Regions from separate parts of the Homo sapiens genome. Here region 2 is linked to region 1. The links are chromatin loops, found by intact Hi-C in ENCODE. Cell type or tissue: body of pancreas. All regions are shown on one strand. Each heading gives the region's core, and the rest is flanking DNA. Links, peaks and the distances in the headings are about the cores only. Region 1 overlaps TMC3-AS1 (TMC3 antisense RNA 1). Region 2 has its middle 28 kb from the start of CFAP161.

Region 1 (2,914 bases), core at 302-2,801:
AATATGTAAACTGTCTCTTGTTTGTTTTTTACTTTCATGTAAAAGTATAGTACTGAACAGATAGACTAGCAAGGTGTAAATATGTATATATTTAATATCTGGTGGGGATAAATGCTATAAAGAAAAATAAAGCGTGATAGGCAGCCAATGAGGGCTGGTGGTTTGCTCTGGTATGTAGGGTGGCCAAAAATACCCTCTGATAGGGCAACATTTGAGAAGAGACTTGAAGGAGGAAAGGGAGCAGGTAACTGAGCATGCAGGGAAAAAGCATTCCAACCAAGGCAAAAGACACACGTAAAGACCCCAAGGCCACAGGCCTGGAGTATTTGGGCACAGCAAGGAGGCCAGTGTGGCCAGAGCAGGGTAGGCAAGACACTCAAATTACAGGAGAAGAGCTCCAGGGTGCAGCACAGGGTCCCTCTTGTTGGGCTATGTAGCTCTGGGTAAGGATGTGGATTTTACTCTGACTGAGAAAAGGAGCCACTGGAGGTTTCTAGAAGAGAAGGCACCTGATTTGACTTACATTTTTTACAAAAAAAAATTCTCTGGCTGCTGTGAGGAGAATGGGATGTAGCTGGGCGGGAAATAGTCTTTGGAAGTCGTCAAAAGAAACAGGACAACGATGAGGAGGCTGCTACGACAATCTAGGCAATGGCGGCTTGGACTGGGCAGTAGTCACAGAGGCAGATGGAACAGAAAGGCTCTGATGATTGCATTATTTTAGATAAAACGTTGTATTTCATTAGCATTCTTGTTACTTCACTTTTGATGTTGGAAATTTAGGTGGCCCAATGTTTTAAATAAACCTATCACAATCAAACATTTTGAACACTTACTACATCAAACACTATTCTGAGCCTTTTACAGCTATTTATTTTCATTCTCACAGAAACACTTCAAAAAGTCCCAGTTTTCCTACCTATGGGTTGGACAGCCTTGGAGAGTCGTATCTCTTGAGGCCTCTGACCCGTCTTTTGTAGAACAGGGGATTGAGCCAGGTGACCAGAGTCTTTCTAGCGCTACAGTTCTATGACTCTGTGCCTTTTTACAGAATGGAGTCTCAATTTCTCAGAGGCCATCTGTGGAGTTTCTATTTTAGATCATTTCAAAACCAATCACATTCTCATCCCCCTTCTCTCACAGGCCCCCGACAGCCGGGTTCACACAGTCCCACACCTCTTCTGGTGTCCCATATACAATGCCTTCTCCTCAGTACCTGGAGCACAAAAGGGAATTTGACCCCAGGGTATCACTCAAACTTGTTTATCTTGGCATTATATCTAAGGACTAGAAGGTGGACCATGCCCAACAGCCGGCTTCACACAGTCCCACACCTCTTCCAGTGTCCCATATACAATGCCTTCTCCTCAGTACTTGGAGCCCAAAAAGGAATTATATCTAAGGACTAGAAGGTGGACCATGCCCAACAGCCGGCTTCACACAGTCCCATACCTCTTCCAGTGTCCCATACACAATGCCTTCTCCTCAGTACCTGGAGTGCAAAAAGGAATTTCACCCCAGGGTATCAATCAAACTTGTTTATCTTGGCATTATATCTAATGACTAGAAGGTGGACCATGCCATGTCTGTCACTGCTGTTTAGAGCAGGCTTGCAGAGAAGGGGCTGAGACTTACTAGCCCCACCTCCCTTCAGGCCTGCAGAAATGAACAGTAAGCTTTCACAAAAATATGGTTTGCTGGGGACGACTTAGTTAAAAAACAGAAGTTAATCATTTTCTGAAAGACAGTTGGAAAGTTGATCACCGGGTGCAAGGGTTGATTGGAATCTTAGGAAGCAAACCCACAGAGACACCAGGAAGGATGTGGCATCTCTGGTAAACTTGAAACAAGGCATGCACTTACAGGTTCCCTATTATTAACCTCATTTTGGACATAAAGTGGCTGGATTAATTTCCTGTGGCTGCTGTAACAAATCACCATAAACGTAGTAGTTTAAAATGACAGAAATGTATTTTCTGGCAGTTTTGAAGGCCAGAAGTCTGAAGTCTGATAGTATCACTGGGCCCAAATAAAGGTGTTGGCAGGGTACTCCCTCTGTAGGTTCTATAGAAGAAGACATTCCTTGCCTCTTTCAGCTTCTGGTGAGAGCAGGCACTCCTTGGCTTGTGGCTGCATCCCTGCAGCCTTCAACGCCAGCATCTTCAGGTCTCTCTCTGCTCCATCTTCACATCACCTTCTCCTCTGTATGCAGTAAAATCTCCTCCTTCATCCCTCTTATAAGGTACATGTGATTACCTGTAGTGCCTACCCAGATAATCTAGGATAACCTCCCTATCTCATAATACTTAATCACATCTGCAAGGACCTCCCTCCCTTTTTGCTATATCAGGAAATACGCACAGGTTTCAGGGGTTAAGACGTAGATAGATTTTGGGGGGTCATTTTTCTGCCTATCTCAATGACACAGAATATACTCTGAATTTAGACATTAGCATGCTAATGTTCAACTCTCATTAGTAGATGCTGATAAGATCTACTCAAGTGCATCACACCATAAATACTGACTCTCCAGGTCAGACCCATTTTCTCTAAATAGTAAGCCTGAACAAGCCTGCTTGGGATTCAGGGAAACTGCCTAGAGTTTTTCCAAAACCCATAGACCTTGTCTGGTGAAAATGTTGTAGCATATGATTTAATGTTGTAACACAACACAGCACAGGTACTTAGTATTTATGTAATGAATGAGTGAAATAATAAACTCAGAGGCCCTCACAAGCAGAGAGAGGAAGGGGAAAGAAAGTGCTGTGGATATGGGAATTCCACCCACCAGAAATGGAGAATATTATATTTACTATTTTTAAATGATTAGAGGCAAATCTGCACCAATTCTAGAAACTAGAAAAAAAAAAGAGCCTGAACTTACTAAATGCTTTGTATTAGTCTGTTCTCATGC
Region 2 (2,914 bases), core at 243-2,742, 280 kb after region 1:
CCTTCCTCATGTGTTCATAGCATTTGTGGGTCTCAGACCATGTTTATACACATCAGTTTTATTTGGGTACTTCCGTTACAAGAGGTTAGAAAATAATTCAATATTATATGACCAGCTCTGTTTATTTATTTTATTTTATTTTATTTATTTGAGACTGAGTTTCACTCTTGTTGCCCAGGCTGGAGTGCAATGGCATGATCTCGGCTCGCCACAACCTCCGCCTCCTGGGTTCAAGCAATTCTCCTGCCTCAGCCTCCTGAGTAGCTGGGATTACAGGCACACGCCACTACACCTGGCTAATTTTGTATTTTTAGGAGAGATGGGGTTTCTCCACGTTGGCCAGGCTGGTCTCAAAGTCCCGACCTCAGGTGATCCGCCCACCCCGGCCTCCCAAAGTGGTGGGATTACAGGCATGAGCCACTGTGCCCAGCCTCTGTAATTTAAATCACAGGCTTTGGAGTCAGATATTCTCAATCCAAATGGCAGAACCAAGCACTCACCTGCTGTGTAAACCTTGGGTGGAATCACAGTCTATGACTTAGTTGCCTCATCTGTAAAATGGAGAAATAACCTCACTCACGTTATATGATGAGTGTGGATATGTATGTAAGATGACGTGTGTGACACATTGGCACAGTACCTAGGACACAGTGAGTACTCGGTAAATACTACTGCTTATTATTATGAAAAGTCTGACAGCAGACCAAGAATGGGAACCAGTTTTCTGCTCAAATTCCTCCAGGCACCTCATTCAGCAGATGTTTGCAGGTTTTAGATAGTCGCATTGGGCTTGTTTTTTGTTTTGGTTGGTTTGAAACAGGGTCTTGCTGTATTTAGGCTGGAGTGTCATAGTGTGATCACAGCTCACTGTAGCCTTGCACTCCTTGGCTCAAGCAATCCTCCCACCTCAGCCTCCTGAGAAGCTAGTACTATAGGTGCACACCATCACGCCCGGCTAATTTTTAAATATTTTGTAGAAATGGGGTCTTGCTATGTAGCTCAAGCTGGTCTTGAACTCCTGGGCTCAAGTGATCCACCCGCCTCGGCCTCCCAAAGTCCTGGGATTACAGGCTTGAGCCACCACACAGCCACACTGGGCTGTTTCTCATGCTCAAAAGTAATGTCTCATCCAGAAGAAATGTTTAGGACAAGGGCTTCCCTGACCTTTGAAAGAGCGTGTTTAATTTCATAATTGGGCAAGTGTGCCCTCATGTGGCAATTCGTGGGTACAGCTTCTGATTTGTGACTAGAAAAATGATGCAGTGACAGCAAGGTGTTCTCCAGGCTCAGTTCAGAAGACTCCAGTTTACAAGTGGGTCTCTGATTCCAAAGGGAGTTGTAAACCTTTGCTTCTGGAACTAATGATACATCTTCTCTCACTGTAATAAACACCGAGGTTAAAAGCCAGCCGGGCACGGTGGCTCATGCCTGTAATCCCAGCACTTTGGGAGGCCGAGGTAGGCGGATCATGAGGTCAGGAGATCGAGACCATCCTGGTTAACACGGTGAAACCCCGTCAGTCTGATGTCGGAAGCCTATTAAATTATTGTCTACTTGCAATAGTCTTAGGTTTCACTCCTGCAAATAATCCTGTTTCACATTATGTTCTAAAAATATCAAAATCCTTGAGACTCCCCCAAACTATGTCTTTCTTGCCCTTGCTTTTAACTCTATTTGAATTTACTTTCTCAAGACCCTTCTTCTCCGTGTGATTTCTACTCATCTATCAAGACCATCTTAGAAGTCATCTCCCTCAGCAACATCCCCAGCCCAGATTAAGCTGTCTGCTACTCCCTGGTTCTCATGACACTTTGCATTTTCTCTGCAAATCCCTATTATGGGCAATTTTTCTTAGCAATGAGCAACTTGGACTAGTGTAAGCCCCATAAAGACAGGGGTCTTTTTGTTTCATCGACATAGCCTTAGCCCCAGCGACAATGCCTGATAGACAAGGGGATATTTGAAAGCACCTGCCACATCAGTGAATTGTTCAGTTTCTTTTTCACACTCCTGGGACCATCTGTAGTACAGTACAAACACTCATATTATCATAAATTTTATTCACTGGAAATACACAGCTACCCATCCTCCAAAACCTGTGTTTGCACATCACGTGGACTTAATAATCTTCTGCCTGCGTCAGCCTTCAAATGCCTGTCCATCTGGATCTCATAGCAGCCCGGAAGTGTTAATACATTAGTCATGAGCTGCTGCAATAGGCAGGTCTCAGTTTCCCCAGAATTGCAGGAAACCCTCCTCTATTTGTCTCAGATAAGTTGCTATCCCTCCACTTCTGCCAACCAACCTCTCCAGTGGCCACTGACTGCTTGGCTCAGAAGCTGAGGTGGGAGAATTGCTTGAGCCTGGCAGGTCAAGGCTGCAGTGAGCTGTGATTGGGCCACTGCACTCCAGCCTGGGTGACACAGTGAGACCCCGTCTCAGAAAAGAAAGAAGAGAAGGAGTGAGGGAAGAATGGAGGAAGGGAAGAAGGAAGGAAGGAGGGAAGGAGGAAAAGAAGGAAGGAGGGAAGGAGGGAAGAAAAGAAGAAGGAAAGGAAAGAAAGGAAGAAAGGAAGGAAAAGAAAGGAAGGAAAAAAGAAAAAGAAAGAAAGAGAAAGAGGAAGGAGAGAGAGAGAGAAAGAAAGAGGGGGGAGGGTGGGGGAGAAAGGAGGAGGGGGAGTGAGGGAGGAAAAAAGGAAGGGAGGGAGGAAGGAAGGGAGGGAGGGAGGGAGGGAGGGGAGGGGGGAGAAAGGTATGGGGGAGAAAGGAAGGGAGGGAGGGAGGGAAAAGAAAAGAAAGACAAAAAATTGAGGTGACACAGCTACAAGACAGGGAACATCAAGGATCGCCAGAAGCTGCCAGAAGAGGCATGGAACAGATTCTCCCTCAGAGTCACCGGAAGGAACCAACCCTGC

Evidence for each region. Peaks named below come from ENCODE experiments on the same cell type or tissue, not always from the same donor. Only the 100,000 strongest peaks of a DNase experiment are listed, where the experiment ranks them.
Region 2: a loop joins it to region 1, with 3 times the contacts of the local background. A loop is called at or near these places in 5 of 110 quality-filtered maps.

Annotation. Positions count from the first base shown.
Region 1 is chr15:81,383,960-81,386,873 of GRCh38, reverse strand. The region is part of intron 6 of TMC3-AS1 (TMC3 antisense RNA 1); the gene reads right to left. Among named protein-coding and RNA genes, the nearest start is that of TMC3, 11 kb to the right of the region's middle. In body of pancreas, for the core only: no CTCF peak of the experiment used is centred there; a DNase peak (open chromatin) is centred at 1,313.
Region 2 is chr15:81,104,962-81,107,875 of GRCh38, reverse strand. It overlaps a transcript of CFAP161 not described here. Among named protein-coding and RNA genes, the nearest start is that of CFAP161, 28 kb to the left of the region's middle. In body of pancreas, for the core only: a CTCF peak has its summit at 1,211 (motif pointing left); a DNase peak (open chromatin) is centred at 1,205.